Linked DNA regions of Homo sapiens: region 2 is linked to region 1. Evidence: read pairs that join two places in POLR2A ChIA-PET (ENCODE). Cell type or tissue: PC-9. All regions are shown on one strand. Each heading gives the region's core, and the rest is flanking DNA. Links, peaks and the distances in the headings are about the cores only. Region 1 overlaps TNKS1BP1 (tankyrase 1 binding protein 1). Region 2 overlaps SLC43A1 (solute carrier family 43 member 1).

Evidence for each region. ChIA-PET counts read pairs that join two places held together with the same protein. Peaks named below come from ENCODE experiments on the same cell type or tissue, not always from the same donor. Only the 100,000 strongest peaks of a DNase experiment are listed, where the experiment ranks them.
Region 2: POLR2A ChIA-PET joins it to region 1 with 9 read pairs; 7 of 35 experiments call an interaction of 5 or more read pairs at or near these places.

The regions. Positions count from the first base shown.
Region 1 is chr11:57,307,143-57,315,468 of GRCh38, reverse strand. It overlaps TNKS1BP1 (tankyrase 1 binding protein 1), which reads left to right. Exons shown (of 12, transcript NM_033396.3): 5 at 1,580-2,935; 6 at 4,913-7,074. Among named protein-coding and RNA genes, the nearest start is that of TNKS1BP1, 14 kb to the left of the region's middle. RefSeq lists a silencer at 3,989-4,198. In PC-9, for the core only: no CTCF peak of the experiment used is centred there; DNase peaks (open chromatin) are centred at 3,938 and 7,308; H3K4me3 peaks cover 1,654 bases; H3K27ac peaks cover 3,794 bases.
Region 2 is chr11:57,502,065-57,510,390 of GRCh38, reverse strand. All of the region lies in intron 2 of SLC43A1 (solute carrier family 43 member 1), which reads left to right. Among named protein-coding and RNA genes, the nearest start is that of SLC43A1, 9.5 kb to the left of the region's middle. In PC-9, for the core only: no CTCF peak of the experiment used is centred there; a DNase peak (open chromatin) is centred at 8,170; H3K27ac peaks cover 697 bases.

The sequences.
Region 1 (8,326 bases), core at 179-8,178:
TTGGCCCAGCTGTATTGGAGAGCTGTATTTAAACAGGTTAAACAGTATGATGAAGCAGATGAGGGAGTTGAGTGTTGAGTAAAAAGTGACGTTAATGGTGATAAGAAGAGAGGTGAGGGTATGAGGGGAGTGGGGGACAATGAGAAAGAATTAGGGTTAAGGGGCTGTGCTATGAGAGGGGCTGAAAATAAGGGCGTTGGGGAAATAGAGTGAGCCGGTCAGATAGGCGGTGGGGGTGGGCAAGTGGGATACTTGGGATTGAGATGATGCAGAGGTTGCAGCCACTGGTAAGGATGAGGTCTAGGGTGTGACCTTGAGAGGATGGGTCGCACAGTCACTGAGGAAGAGGAGGTCAACGAACCAGAGGCTGGAAGGGTCGCATCTGGCTATGGAGATGACTGTAAGCTATCACAACAATGATGGAGAGGGTTGCAGTGATGCAGCGGTTATGGTTTTCAAGGAATGATGGGTGCGTAAGGGTCAATAACAAGAAAGAATTGTGGGTGCTGTAGTTTAAGGGCACGAGCTTTGACATTAGAACGTTGCAGAGGGGAGTGAGCATGGAGGGAACAGAAGGGACCTTGAGAAGCAAGCAGGACCCTTTATTTTGCCCAGGCCTAGTAGGTGATGATGTGGGAGAATTAACGACATGGGAGAGGGCGGCCAGGGAAGTGTGACCTCTGCAGAGGGCAAAGGTCAGATGGAGCCAGAGTCACTTCATTGTCTGGGGACAGGTGGAGTGCCAGGTGCTTGGTGCCTTGTTTGTCCCCCTCTTCTCTCCACGTCCTCCCCACTCTCTGCCGCCATCATCCCATGAGTCCTATGCCGAGGGGCCAGTGCACACATTTCCCTTCACCCTCACCTAACTGGGAGATGAGCATTGTTGCCACCAGCCCTAATGTACAGATGGGGAAGCTGAGGCTCAGAGAGACCAAGTGTCTGCCATATGTGAGGGAGGGCACATGCTGGTAAGAGGCAGTGCTGGGACGGCTCAAGCCAGGCGCTGTCACACCCCCCAGTGCCTTTTGCCTGGGTCCCATAGCCTTCCTGCTTCCTTGGCACCTTCTGTGCCATGAGGGGCACCCCCTGCACGCTGTAGCCACTCCCCCGAGCTGCTCTGTAGCTGCACTGCACCTCGAATCCTGCTTGGACGCGAAACCCTCTCTCCCCTCACGACTCCCACATGCTGAGGTGCTTCAAGAGCCAGATTCACAATGTTCCTTTTCCCTTTATAAAGCAGGTGTTATGGACCCCGAACTGTGGCCTCTGAGGAGATCCTCACATGAGCTTTGGGTTGAGTGGGTGAGGGGTTCCAACCACCTGAGACGAAAGGAATTATGCTTTGTGAATAAGGATAGGCGCATTCTGGGGAAGAAGGTCTAAAGGGGGCTCTGTGAGAAGTCCTGCCTTGAGTCGTCTGTGGGGCCCCTCCCAGCTATCCCAAGAGGACCCCCTCGGGTTCCAGTTGCCTCCTCCCAGCCTGGGAGAAGCTGACCTGGGGTCTGTGTGGGGTCGGAGGGGACCCTCCCCGCCCCGCTGAGAGGTGAGTGACGGATCTTGACCTTTCTTTCTCTTGCAGATTTCCAAGCCCTGGATTCCCTCAAGTCCAGCCCCCTCCTCAGAGAATGGAGGCCCTGCCAGCCCAGGCCTCCCCGCAGAAGCCTCAGGCTCAGGCCCTGGCTCTCCCCATCTTCACCCGCCTGATAAGAGTTCTCCCTGCCACTCACAGCTTCTGGAAGCCCAGACTCCTGAAGCTTCCCAGGCTTCTCCCTGCCCCGCTGTGACTCCATCAGCTCCAAGTGCAGCCCTGCCTGACGAGGGCTCCCGCCACACCCCCAGCCCGGGGCTCCCTGCCGAGGGGGCTCCAGAGGCCCCCAGACCCAGCAGCCCACCCCCTGAGGTCTTGGAGCCCCATAGCCTGGATCAGCCCCCTGCCACCTCACCCCGGCCCCTGATCGAGGTGGGTGAGTTGCTGGATCTCACTCGGACGTTTCCATCTGGCGGGGAGGAGGAGGCCAAGGGTGACGCACACCTCCGCCCCACCAGCCTGGTTCAGCGCCGATTCTCTGAAGGTGTGCTCCAGTCACCCAGTCAGGACCAGGAGAAGCTGGGGGGCTCGCTGGCTGCCCTGCCCCAAGGCCAGGGGAGCCAGTTGGCCCTGGATCGTCCCTTTGGGGCAGAGTCCAACTGGAGCTTATCACAGTCCTTCGAATGGACCTTCCCCACGAGGCCCTCGGGTCTGGGCGTGTGGCGGCTGGACTCCCCGCCTCCCTCCCCCATCACTGAAGCCAGTGAGGCCGCCGAGGCTGCTGAGGCTGGCAACTTGGCCGTTTCCAGCAGGGAAGAAGGAGTGTCTCAGCAGGGGCAAGGGGCTGGGTCAGCTCCAAGTGGGTCAGGAAGTTCCTGGGTGCAGGGGGATGATCCAAGCATGTCCCTCACCCAGAAGGGCGATGGGGAGAGTCAACCTCAATTCCCAGCTGTTCCCCTTGAGCCCCTGCCTACAACTGAGGGCACACCTGGATTACCTTTGCAGCAGGCAGAGGAGAGATACGAGTCGCAGGAGCCCTTGGCTGGACAGGAGTCCCCTCTCCCCCTGGCTACCAGGGAGGCAGCCTTGCCCATCCTGGAGCCAGTCCTGGGGCAGGAGCAGCCAGCAGCCCCTGACCAGCCCTGTGTTCTCTTTGCTGATGCCCCTGAGCCTGGACAGGCACTGCCTGTTGAGGAGGAGGCCGTGACCCTAGCCCGGGCTGAGACCACCCAAGCCAGGACAGAGGCTCAAGACTTGTGTAGGGCATCCCCCGAGCCTCCAGGCCCTGAAAGCAGCTCCCGCTGGCTGGACGACCTCCTGGCTTCACCACCACCCAGTGGTGGCGGTGCAAGGCGGGGAGCTGGAGCTGAGCTGAAGGACACACAGTCCCCAAGTACCTGCTCTGAGGTGAGAATGGGCATAGGGAGAATGGGACTTCTGGGGACAGAGGCCAGGGCTTGGGTGGGCTTCATTCTTTGAACATGGATTTTACATGTCGAGAGCTTGGGCTGTGGTAGTGAGCAAGGCAGCTGTGGACCTGCAGATTGTAGCTCTGCAGAGCCACACAGGACGGTGTGTGTGTGGGGTTTCGTGTGAGGCTCTATCCCAGCTCCAGCAATCGCTAGCTGATTGGTCTTGGGAAGAACGTACCTTAACTGCTGGGCTTCAGAGTGCTTTCCTGATAGTAGCATTGGCCTCTTAGAGTTATATTGTGGGTAAATCGAGGTGGAAAGCTCTCGGCACAGTGCGTGGCAGGTGCTGAGTATTCAGTCTCTCATTATGGGAATATCGTTCAAGGCAAAATAGTGTAGCCATTTAGAGCGTGGGCTCCTGGGTTCATCTCCTGGCTCTGCTTTCCTTTGCCCAGGTGTGACCTTAAAAGAGTGACTTTTCTGCCCTCTGCCTCAGTTTCCACATCTGTAAAATGTGGATAACAAGATGAGTTCTACCTCCAAGGGTGTTGGCAAGGGTTCAATGAGCTGTAATGTCTAAAGTGCTAAGAATAGTGCCTGGCTCATCCTAAGTGCTTAAGAAGTGTTGGCTTTTACAAACGTTATTAACATTGAGCTCCAGACCTGCTTTGTAGACAGGCAGCTGGGCCTCAGAGGAGGTTAGCCTTGTGCAGTTATCCAGCAAGTTGGTGGCTGGGCCCGGGCCAGCGCCGTTTCCCGGCCCAGTGCCCTTTCTCCTACCAGGCTGCCTCTGAATTTAAGGGCCGGGGGCCAGGTGGCTTTCGAAATTTATTTCTCAAGCCGGGCCTGGGCTGCAAGGGGCGGGGCTGCAGGAAAGGAGGAGCCAGGGGGCCTCTGGGGGCTGCGGGGCGGGGAGAAGGAGGAGCAGGAAGGGGTTAAGCTGACTCCTGTAGTAGGTGTGTCTGTCCCGGGATGTGGGTGACTCAACTGGCTCCTGGGCGGGGCTGCCCAAGCTGCAGCTGCTCCGGAGGGAGCAGGGCCAGGGTGAGGGAGAGCCAGCGCCAGAGCCGTCGGACAGGTCCCAGCGCGGGTAGCAGCCCAGCTCTATCCCTGCGCCCGGCTGGCCGCACCCAGCAGCCCCAAGGCGGGTTGGGGGCGGGGGGCCATGGCCCAGCCTGGGGATGGGGAGGCCAGCATGTCTATCCTGGAGCGGCTGCTGGCCAACGCTGCGCTGAGGGATGAGGCTGGCCGGCTCCGAAGCCCTGAGCCCAGGGCTCTCCCGCCCACAAGGGTGAGTCAGGGAGCGTGAGGTGGGGGGTGGGGTGCAAGAAGCCCTGGCTGGGATTTTCCCCTGTGCCAGAGGCTGCCCCTCTTGTCTTTCCTGGGCCAGGGTGAGGGCTGAGAGGTCTTCCTGGGGAAGATTGAGCAGACGGCACTTTGGCTGGGGAAGAAGGGCCTGGGTACTTATAGGAGGATGGGGGTCAGATGGGGCATGGGGGAGGACGGGCTGGAAAAGCTGTCATTGGTGTTGGAACCTTGCCTTGCAAGGGAAGTCGCAGAGAGGCTTTGAATCTTGACCTCTCCTAATCAAAAGGAAAGTGCACTGCCTGCCATTCCTGTGTGAAGACCACTCCTCTCCTGGCTGTTAGCCAAGTATTGCCCAAGAGTTGTAAACATGACCATGGGACCATCGATTGAGTGCCCACTGCATGCCAAGCACTATGCTGAGTGCTTGGTCTAAATGATCTCATTTAATCCTCTCACACCAGCCCCATGCAATAGGAATTATCCTCGTTTAAGGATGAGGACGCTGAGACCCAGAGTGGTTAAGTGATTTGCTCAAGGTCACACAGCTTTCTGTTGCCAAAGTGGGGCTTTCAGGCACTAGGCAGCGCTGACTCTGCTGGATTGACTCCCACCCTGATGGAATCTAATCGTTGTTTCTTTGTCTGTTTTTTTTTCTTATTCCCAGGGACTCCTTGGCTGGTCCCAGAAAGATCTGCAGAGTGAATTTGGGATCACAGGAGACCCACAGCCCAGCAGTTTCAGTCCTTCCAGCTGGTGTCAAGGTGCTTCTCAGGACTATGGCCTTGGGGGTGCAAGCCCTAGAGGAGACCCAGGTCTCGGAGAGAGGGACTGGACCAGCAAGTATGGGCAAGGAGCAGGGGAAGGGAGCACCAGGGAGTGGGCCAGCAGGTGTGGCATCGGCCAGGAGGAGATGGAGGCCAGCAGCAGCCAAGACCAGAGTAAAGTGTCTGCCCCAGGGGTGCTCACAGCCCAGGACCGGGTAGTTGGAAAGCCAGCCCAGCTTGGCACTCAGCGGAGCCAGGAGGCAGATGTTCAGGACTGGGAGTTCAGAAAGAGGGATTCCCAGGGCACTTACTCCAGCCGGGATGCAGAACTCCAGGACCAGGAATTCGGAAAGAGAGATTCACTGGGTACCTACAGTAGTCGAGATGTAAGCCTTGGGGACTGGGAATTTGGGAAGAGAGATTCTCTGGGTGCTTATGCCAGCCAAGATGCCAACGAGCAGGGCCAAGATTTGGGGAAGAGGGACCACCATGGTAGGTACAGCAGCCAGGATGCCGATGAGCAGGACTGGGAGTTTCAGAAGAGAGATGTGTCACTCGGCACCTATGGCAGCCGGGCTGCGGAGCCACAGGAACAGGAGTTTGGGAAGAGCGCTTGGATAAGGGACTACAGCAGTGGTGGCAGCTCCAGGACCCTTGACGCCCAGGACAGAAGCTTTGGAACGAGACCCCTGAGCTCTGGGTTCAGCCCCGAGGAAGCCCAGCAACAGGATGAGGAATTTGAGAAGAAGATTCCAAGTGTGGAAGACAGCCTTGGAGAGGGCAGCAGGGATGCTGGCCGGCCAGGAGAGAGAGGATCCGGGGGCTTGTTCAGTCCTAGCACTGCCCACGTGCCGGATGGGGCACTCGGGCAGAGAGACCAGAGCAGCTGGCAAAACAGTGATGCTAGCCAGGAGGTGGGAGGGCATCAGGAGAGACAGCAGGCAGGGGCTCAGGGCCCTGGCAGTGCTGACCTGGAAGATGGGGAGATGGGAAAGCGAGGCTGGGTCGGTGAGTTTAGCCTCAGTGTTGGCCCCCAGCGAGAGGCAGCATTTAGCCCAGGGCAGCAGGACTGGAGCCGGGACTTCTGCATCGAGGCCAGTGAGAGGAGCTATCAGTTTGGCATCATTGGCAACGACAGAGTGAGTGGTGCTGGCTTTAGCCCTTCTAGCAAGATGGAAGGTGGTCACTTTGTGCCTCCTGGGAAGACCACAGCTGGCTCGGTGGACTGGACTGACCAGCTGGGTCTCAGGAACTTGGAAGTGTCCAGCTGTGTGGGTTCTGGGGGCTCGAGCGAGGCCAGGGAGAGTGCCGTGGGACAGATGGGCTGGTCAGGTGGCCTGAGCTTGAGAGACATGAACCTGACCGGCTGTTTGGAAAGTGGAGGGTCTGAAGAGCCGGGGGGAATCGGAGTTGGGGAGAAGGACTGGACTTCTGATGTTAATGTGAAGAGCAAAGATTTGGCTGAGGTCGGGGAGGGAGGAGGCCACAGCCAGGCCAGAGAGAGTGGCGTGGGGCAGACTGACTGGTCAGGTGTGGAGGCCGGAGAGTTCCTTAAATCAAGGGAGCGTGGAGTTGGACAGGCAGACTGGACACCTGACCTTGGGCTGAGAAACATGGCCCCAGGGGCAGTCTGCAGTCCTGGAGAGTCCAAAGAGCTTGGGGTGGGCCAGATGGACTGGGGTAACAATCTGGGCCTGAGGGATTTGGAGGTGACCTGTGACCCAGACTCTGGAGGTTCTCAGGGGCTACGGGGATGTGGAGTGGGGCAGATGGACTGGACCCAGGACTTGGCGCCCCAGAATGTGGAGCTCTTTGGGGCTCCAAGTGAAGCCAGGGAGCATGGGGTGGGCGGGGTGAGCCAGTGCCCAGAGCCCGGCCTGAGGCACAATGGCAGCTTGTCTCCTGGCCTGGAGGCCAGAGACCCCTTGGAGGCCAGGGAGCTGGGGGTTGGTGAGACAAGTGGGCCAGAGACCCAGGGTGAAGATTACTCCTCGTCTTCCTTGGAGCCACACCCTGCAGACCCTGGAATGGAGACAGGAGAAGCCCTCAGCTTCGGAGCAAGGTAATGAACGGAGCCCCATCCCAAGTGTGGGAGGGAACATGTGAAGGCTGTCCAAGAAATCGGAACCTTTCTGAGGAGGGAAGAAACAGTTTTTCCTGAGGACTTTTAGTGTTTGGGTAATTGAGACATTTTGGACTAAGAATTTTTAGTTCTACTTAAAAATAATTGAAATATGATACACATACAGGTGAGTTCCTTTTTTGAAGGATGACTAATGTGTTACTTTTGCAACCCATGTTTGAGCTTGGTGATTTGGAATTGTGACTGTGACGGGGGAAATGGTGCATGTCATAGCTTGGATGGTTTCTGATGGGTTCTACTCTTGTACACAGTAGCCGTTCCCCAGGCCTCTCAGCCCTGAAGCCACAGGTGGTTTCATAGGTATAGGGCAGAGAATTCCGTGTCTTCTTGGCTGGGGCCACCACAGCCAGGAGTGGAGTGGACAGTGGAACCCACGGGTTCTCAAAGAGGTTAGGTACTTGGTGCTTCTTGCCTGTCCTGTCTTGAAGCCTGGAATAGCAAGTTCAAGAACCTGAAGGGTATGGGGACCTGGCCCCATGACCTTGGCCTCTGTGCAAATTTGCTGAAAGAACTTTCCAAAGGCTTTGCAAGGCAAGCACAGTCTGTTTCATGGATGTTTTAAAACCAGCTGAGATGGTTTTGCAGCTGAGAAACGTGCTAAAAAGGCATTGCATCCGTTTTGTTAACATTTCCATCCATTGAGATTCGCTTTTATTCCCTTTAGTGAGCAGAAAATGTTACCTTTTCCAGCCCCACAGTGGGAGCTTCTCACTGGGTATGTGGGGAAGGCAAGGGAAGTGTGGGGCAGGGGCTTTTATAAGTGGAAGGGGTTGGTGGTGGGAGGAGAGGAGCAGGAAGGGGCTAGAGCATATCATGGTGGTCTTGGGGACTCTGGAGAGGCATTTGGGATGGAGGAGGAGAAGGGAGAGAGGAAGATGGGCCCAGTGAGATGCCCAGGGGGATTTGAGGAAGTGGAGCTTCCTGACGACTCAGGCTGTTGACGGGGTGGTGACGGAGCACAGGGAACCACTGAGGCTGCATTGAGGACTGCAGGGACGAGGGGAGGGCGCAGGACTAGGAGTTGGGAGGCCCTTGTGGTCCTGGGCAGGTTGCTGGGCTCTGAGCCTCAGTTTCTCAGGGTTTGACTCAGGAAGTGCAGAGTTCCAGCTTTAATGTTCTTGGTGCAGGGGAGAGTCCAGGCTTGGCGTGGTTGTTCCTGATTTCTCTTCCT
Region 2 (8,326 bases), core at 321-8,320, 190 kb before region 1:
CGCCTCCCAGGTTCAAGTGATTCTTGTGTCTCAGCCTCCTGAGTAGATGGGATTACAGGCGTCCACCACCACGCCCGGCTAATTTTTTGTATTTTCAGTAGAGATGGGGTTTCACCATGTTGGCCAGGTTGGTTTCGAACTCCTGACCTCAAGTGATCCGCCCACCTCGGCCTCCCAAAGTGCTGGGATTACAGGCATGAGCCACCGCGCCCGGCCTGCCCATCTTTTTTTTGTTATAGCCATCCTAGTGGATGTAAAGTTTTTTTGTGATTTTGATTTGTGTTTCCCTACTGATCAATGATGTTGAGCATCTTTTCCTGTGCTTATTGGCTTTTGGTATATCTTTGGAGAAAGGTCTATTCAGGTCCTTTGCCCACTTTAAAATTAGGTTATCTTTCTATTACTGAGATGTAAGAGTTCTTTATGTTCTAGATATAAGTCTCCTACATATGATTTGTAAAAATTTTCCTTCCATTATTGGGTTGTCTTTCACTTTCTTTTGGTGTCCTTTAGTGCACAACAGTTTTTAATATTGAAGTCCAATTTTCTATTTTTCTCTTTTGCCACTTGTATCTTGGTGTCATGTTTAAGGAACTATTGCCTAATCTCAGGTCACAAAGATTTACACCTGTGTTTCCTTCTTTCCTTCCTTCCTTCCTTCCTTCCTTCTTTCCCTCCCTCCCTCTCTCCCTCCCTCCCTCTCTCCCTCCCTCCCTCCTTCCCTTCCTCCCTCCCTCCCTCCTTCCTTCCTTCCTTCCTTCCTTCCTTCCTTCCTTCCTTCCTTCCTTCCTTCCTTTGTCCTTCTGACGGAATCTTGCTCTGTCACCCAGGCTGGAGTGTAGTGGCACGATCTTGGCTCACTGCAACCTCTGCCTCCTGGGTTCAAGCAATTCTCCTGCCTCAGCCTCCTGAGTAGCTGGGACTACAGGCACACACCACCATGCCCAGCTAATTTTTGTATTTTTAGTAGAGACGGGGTTTCACCACATTGGCCAGGATGGTTTCGATCTCCTGACCTCGTGATCCACCCGCCTTGGCCTCCCAAAGTGCTGGGATTGCAGGTGTGAGCCACCATGCCCGGCCTGTGTTTTCTTAGAGTTTTGTAGTTTTAGCTCTTATAGTTAGATCCTTGATCCATTTTGAGTTGATTTTGTATATAGTGTGAGATATCCACCTGGTGTTGTAAATTGCCCAGAAGTGGGTATGCTTCTAAATCTGGCTGTTAGGGATTACTAGAGGTGACCAAAGTGAATTTTTTCTTTGTTTCTTTTTTTTTTTGGAGACAGAGTCTCCGTCACCCAGGCTGGAGTGCAATGGCTTCATCTTGGCTCAGTGCAACCTCTGCCTTCTGGTTTCAAGCAGTTCTCCTGCCTCAGACTCCTGAGTAGCTGGTATTACAGGCGTGTACCACCATGCTTGGCTAATTTTTGTATTTTTAGTAAAGATGCAGTTTCACCTGTTGGCCAGGCTTTTCTGGAACTCCCGGCCTCAAGTGATCCATCTGCCTCTACCTCCCAAAGTGCTGGGATTACAGGTGGGAGCCACCGTGCCCAGTCCTTTTCTCAGAATTTATTTGTTTTTTTTTGTTTTGTTTCATTTTTGAGATAGGGTCTCACTCTGTCAGCTAGGCAGGAGTTCAGTGGTGTGATCATTGCTGCAGCCTTGAACTTCTGGACTCACGTGATCTTCCCACCTCAGCCTCCTGAGTAGCTAGGATTACAGGCATGTGCTTCCACACCTGGCTAATTTTTTAATTTTCTAGGACTTATTTGTCCATTCTTGCAAAGCAGGGTACAACATGCCTATCTCTACCTACCTCTCTTCCCTTCAAGGGACTCCAGCCAAAATCCTTGAGGCTCTCGGGCTGACTGTGGGTGCTGTTGCCTGATCTGCCTCAGTCATGCTGCATGATCAAAAGTGTCCGTTTTCTGCTTCTTGGAACTTTATTCACTTTGGGTGTCAGTCTTCCTCTGCAGTGTCCCAAGAACACAGAATTAGACCAGGAATCTGTGTTGCCATAGTGTGTGGAAAGAGGCAGACTTCCAACTCCGCTATGTGCTGTTGGGTGATTGAAGCTTAATTTTCTTTCTATCTTTCTTTCTTTTCTTTTCTTTTTTTTTTTTGGAGATGGAATCTCGCTCTGTTGCCCAGGCTGGAGTGCAGTGGTGCGATCTCACCTCACTGCAACCTCCGCCTCCCAGGTTCAAGCGATTCTCCTGCCTCAGCCTCCTGAGTAGCTGGGATTACAGGTGCATGCCACCATGCCCGGCTAATTTGTGTAATTTTAGTAGAAACAGTGTTTCACCATATTGGTCAGGCTGGTCTCGACCTCCTCACCTCAGGTGATCCACCCGCCTTGGCCTCCCAAAGTGTCGGGATTACAGGCGTGAGCCACCGTGCCTGGCACTTAATTTTCTTAATACCTCAATTACCCCATATGGTAAAATGGGACTAGTAATCCATACCTTATAGCGCTGTTGTGAAAATGAAATGAGGGTAAGCAGATAAAATTTCAGACTACGGATGGGATTGTTACTACATTCTGAACCTGGCTTTGCTGTTATTTGCTATGTGACCTTATCTTCTCTGGATCTCCATTCTTTCCAAGTCTATAAAACAAAGTGGACAATTGTCAACCTTTCTTCCAAAGAGCAATGATTTAAGGATCAAATGATGTCATTTAACAAAAATATGAAGAGCTCAACAAATGAGGAACTCATTATTATTATTACAATTATTATTATTTTAGAAATAGGGTCTTGTTCTCTTGCCTAGGCTGGAGTCCAGTGGTATAAACACAGCTCAATGCATCTTCAGCCTCCTGGATACAAGTGATCCTCATGTCTCATCCCCCTAAGTAGCTGGGACCACAGGCATGTACCACCACGCACGGCTAATTTTTTATTTTTTATTTTTATTTTTTGAGACAGTCTTGCTTTGTCGCCCAGACTGGAGTGCAGCAGCGCAATCACCGCTCACTGCAACCTCCGCCTCCTGGGTTCAAGTGATTCTGCTGCCTCAACCTCCCAAGTAGCTGGGATTACAGGCCTGTGCCACCATGCCCGGCTAATTTTTTTGTATTTTTGGTAAAGACGGGGTTTCACCATGTTGCCCAGGCTGATCTAGAACCCCTGGCCTCAAGTGATCCCCCTTTCTTGGCCTCCTAAAGTGCTAGGATTACAGGCGTGAGCCTCTGCACCTGGCCTCGGCTAATTTTTTATTTTTTGTAGAGACAGGTTCTCACTATGTTGCCAGGGCTGGTCTTGAACTCCTGGGCTCAAGTGATCTTCCCACCTCAGCCTCCCAAAGTGCTGAGATTACAGATGTGAGCCACTGTGCCTGGCCTGGAACTCATTATTGAAGCATTCACTAGTATCAACTTTGGGGTTACCTGGCCACATCCTCTGACCTACCTATAAGGGTATCACAGCTAACGGAGCCTCTGTTTCTCAGAATTTAGGCAGAAGCAGTTCAATTTATCACAAACTACTCTATATCCAGCATAAGTGCCCAAATAAAACAATTGCTAAAGTTCTTTAGGCATTTACTGTTTGTTAGTTAGATATTTAGTCCTCACTACAAATCTGTGATACAGGTATTATTTTTATTAACCCCATTTTATAGAAGAGAAACCTGAAGCTCAGAGATGCTAAGTAACTTGTGCAAGGTCACACAGCTAGTAAAGGGCAGAGTAAAGATTTAGTTTCACATTGGACTCCAGAACCTTTCTACTGGGACTCATGGGAATAGTGTGGATGTCCCTGACCTTCAGTGGCCCAGGGCTCTCCTGGGGGAATCCAGCCATAGACAAGACACCAGCGAGAGCCCAATCCTAAGATTTTGTTTGTTTGTTTTTGAGACAAGGTCTCACTCTGTCACCAGACTGGAGTGCAGTGGCATGATCAATGCTCACTGCAACCTTGATCTCCCAGGCTCAAGCAATCCTCCCACCTCAGCCTCCTGAGTAGCTTGGACTACAGGTGCACACCACCACACCTGACTAATTTTAAAATTTTATTTAATTAATTACTTACTATTATTTTTTGAGACAGGGTATCACTTTGTCACCCAAGCTGGACTGCAATGGTGTGGTCTCAGCTCATTGCGTCCTCCACCTCCCAGGTTCAAGTGATCCTCCCACCTCAGCCTCTGGAGTTGCAGGGACTGCAGGTGTGCGCCACTATGCTCAGCTAATGTTTTTATTTTTTGTATAGATGGGGTCTCACTATGTTGCCAGGGCTAGTCTCAAACTCTTGGACTCAAGCGATCCTCCTGTCTTGGCCTCCCAAAGTGCCGGGATTACAGGCATAAACCACCACACCCAACCCCTAAGGTGTTTTTGCTGAATGTGACCATGTCAGAGGCAGGAAAGGGAAGCATCATGGGGTTAGGAAAGGAACACTGAGCAGGGAGACAAAGAAAATGGGATCATTTTGTGAGTGTTCGCTGTGTGTGTATGTGTGACAATTCTCAGAGCCAGCCTCTCAGGTGGTTGAGACCACAGTCCCCATTTCCCAGATGAGATAATGGAGCCTCAGAGAGTTTCTGCAGCACAGCTAGTGGAATTAGAATTTGAACCCGGCTCTTCCAGACTCCAGGTGCTTCACAACCATCCCAAACCTAGTCATTTGCAGTTTACCTTCATGATTTTACCATTTCCCTTTGCCATAGCTAGTGTTATTTACTTAATAATTCCTTTTGAATCAGTCTGCTTAAAAAAAAATAGCTTCATTCTAAAGTGTAATATTCTTGGAATATCGGGTTTGCTGTTACCCACCCCCACACGTTATACATATACATGTATGTTTCTAATACATATATATGTACGTATATACGTGTATCGTTTTTTGTTATTTTTTTTGTTGTTGTTAGTTTTTTTTAGATGGAGTCTCTCTCTGTAGCCCAGGCTGGAGTGCAGTGGTGTGATTTCGGCTCACTGGAACCTCTGCCTCCTGGGTTCAAGCGATTCTCCTGCCTCAGCCTCTGGAGTAGCTGGGATTACAGGCACCCACCACTACACCCGGCTAATGTTTGTATTTTTAGTAGAGACAGGGTTTCACCATGTTGGCCAGGTGGGTCTTGAACTCCTGATCTCAAGTGATCCACCTGCTTTGGCTTCCCAAAGTGCTGGGATTATAGGTGCGAGCTACTGCGGCTGGCCAATGTATGTTTTTAATACACATTCAAATAACGAATAACTATGAAACCTGAAAAACTGCTCCATGTTACTTCCTGAACCCATCTTGAGTGCTCACATGCTGTGCATACCACATATTGGGAAACACTGCTTTCCCTGGCTTCCAAGCCCAGCTTAATCACTGTCCCATCCTATGCTTCGCTTTATTTGTCTATAAATGTTGGGGTTGGGGGTTGATGCCAAAGACCTTTTCTGTTGTCATTAACATGGACACAGCTCTAAGAGGTCTTGGCATCTTGGGCTGGCTCTCCTTTTAGTTCAGAATTTGGATTTTTATCCAACTACTCAGAGTGATCAAGCCTTCCTTATGAATGAACTCGTTGGTCAAACTCATAAAAGGCTGATCGATAAAACAGGAATGAATGTATGAATTGACACTAAGTCATTAGCATTTCACGGGAATGGATTCTCCGTTAGTGGAAGAGCACATGTCCTTTCTGGCACTGATGTGTGCTTGGGAAACTTACTGAGCTAACTGGCCCATGTAACACAGAGGCCCTTTGGTGCAGTGGAAAACTGTTGACTTTGGAGATTATCTTGAGTTTGAATCTGAGCCTGCCTGTAAGAAGCTGGCTAACTGAATTGCTTTGCTTCTTGGACCCTTACCATTTATAAAATGGGGACCATTGTACTCACCCTTTAGGGTTATTGCATGGATTAAATGGGATTCTCTATAGAAAATATTGGCACAAAGTAGGTGTAAATTTGCACGCTAGTGGGATTGTTTGTGAGGGAAATTGTCATTTGATTATCAAAGACTTAGGAGCAGGAACAGTGTCTAATTCAGGGACTGCAAATGGAAATGCCAGCTGAGGCCAGGCATTTGCTAATAATTGGGTAAAGCAGGGCAGGTGTAGAATAGCAATGTCTGGGAATTAAAAGAGAGGTGAGGACGTGTATGACCTTGAGAAGGCAAGCCCTGGCAAAAGGGGATGGCCTCCACTCAGCTACAGTCATGCCTAGATCTTCTAACTTTTTATTTTTATTTTTATTTTTTGAGACGGAGTCTTGCTCTGTCACCCAGGCTGGAGTGCAGTGGCGCGATCTCGGCTCACTGCAAGCTCCGCCTCCCGGGTTCACGCCATTCTCCTGCCTCAGCCTCCCAAGTAGCTGGGACTACGGGCGCCCACCACCACGCCCGGCTAATTTTTTTTTTGTATTTTTAGTAGAGATGGGGTTTCACCGTGTTAGCCAGGATGGTCTCGATCTCCTGACTTTGTGATTTACCCTCCTTGGCCTCCCAAAGTGCTGGGATTACAGGCTTGAGCCACCGCACCTGGCCGATCTTCTAACTTTTTAAAGAGAAGCAAGACATCTGGATTTTTATGTGATAACTCCTGATTTTAAACTGGCACCCAATTATAATTTACAACACTATAAGGGTCAACATTGCCAGCAGAGCAAAACATGGGTGGGGGCAACTGCTGGTCACCGGTGTGCAGCCTCTGGTCTAAAATCATCTTTGTATTTCTTCTTGCTTTACGCATTGTCCCAGCACAGTGCTGTTGTATAGTAAATATCCAGTAAGTGGGTGTAGAATGAATAAACCAATGCAGATAAACCTGTAGAGAGGCCGGGCACAGTTGCTCATGTCTGTAATCTCAGCACTTTGGGAGGCCCAGGCAGGCAGATCACTTGGGCCCAGGAGTTCGAGACCAGCCTGGGCAACAGTTGAAACCTCATCTCTACAAAAAATACAAAAAGTAGCCAGGTGTGGTGGCATGCACCTGTAGACACACCTACTCAGGAGGCTGAGGTGGGGGTATCACTTGAACTCGGGAGGTCAAGGCTACAGTGAGCTGGGAAGTCAAAGGTGCAGTGAGCTATAATTGCACCACTGCACTCCAGCCTGGGAGACAGAGTGAGACCCTGTCTCAAAAAAAAAAAAAAAAAAAACCTGTAGAGAAATGACAGTGATCATAAAGATCACTAAATTATAGGGCTAGCCTGATCCCCAAAGGCTGTGTGGTCCAACCCCTAAGTGCTTCCTGGAGGTGTCTGAGCACTTTCCCCACCTCCTTGGCAGCTGGTACTGAAGAAGACTCTCTGTTGTCCAGGACAGTTCCTTCCATGGCTGGTCAACACTCAGGATCTGCCAGGCCTTTGTGTTCTTCCTTATGTCAACACACAGATTCCTTTATCTTTACTCTTCTGCCAACTGCATGACCTTTGGATATGTAAAGTCAGGGGTCATTTTCACTACTGAGGGCAGATGTCCTCTACCACCCCCTAGTATCCAGGCATTATCACATCCCCTTGTCCCCTTGTTGGTTTTTTTGTTTCCTTTTTCTTTTCTTTTCTTTTCTTTTTTTTTTTTTTTGAGACAGGGCCTTGCTCTGTCACCCAGACTGGAGTGCAATGGTGTGATCATGGCTCACTGCAGCCTCGACCGCCCGGGCTCAAGCAATCCTCCCACCTCAGACTCCCAGGTAGCTGGAACTACAGACATGCATCGCCATGCTCGGCTGATTTTTAAAATTTGTTTTGTAAAGACAAGGTTTCCCAATGTTGCTCAGGCTGGTCTTGAACTCCTGGGCTCAAGAGATGCACCCACCTTGGCCTCCCAAAGTCCTGAGATTACAGGTGTGAGCTACTGCACCTGGCCTGGTTTGTTCTTTTAGCAGCACCTGTCACTCTAGAGCTGAGAACTTCCTGTCTCATGTAGTGTGGATGCCCAGCTCCTAGAGTACGTGCTTACCACATGACCCACCAGGAGGGTCAGCTACCCCTTCCTCAGATCCTTCAGGAGCACTTTCTCTGGGCCAGGCACTGTGCAAAGCTCTTTGTTTACTGTCTCCAATTTAATCCTCCTAAGGAGGTCGTGGGTTAGGCATTCTTTGGTCCGGTTTACAGACAAGAAGAAAGTTACTTGGTCAAGGTGCACAGCTAGTAAGGCTGGTGGTGGGAATTCAGACCCTGGTCTGTCTGCCTGCTCCAGGTGCACCCTGAGTTTGCCCTTGGCAGTGCTGCCAAGTGACAACTTGGAGGCCTGGGGGCAGCCACCTCATGACTCACTGAGCATTGAGTAAAGCGAAGCAGCCCTTTGTCTCCTATCACTAGCTTTTCTCCTTAACTTGTCACAACTCCAAGTTGGCAGTTTACCGTTAAGGACAAGTCCTCCAAGTGGAC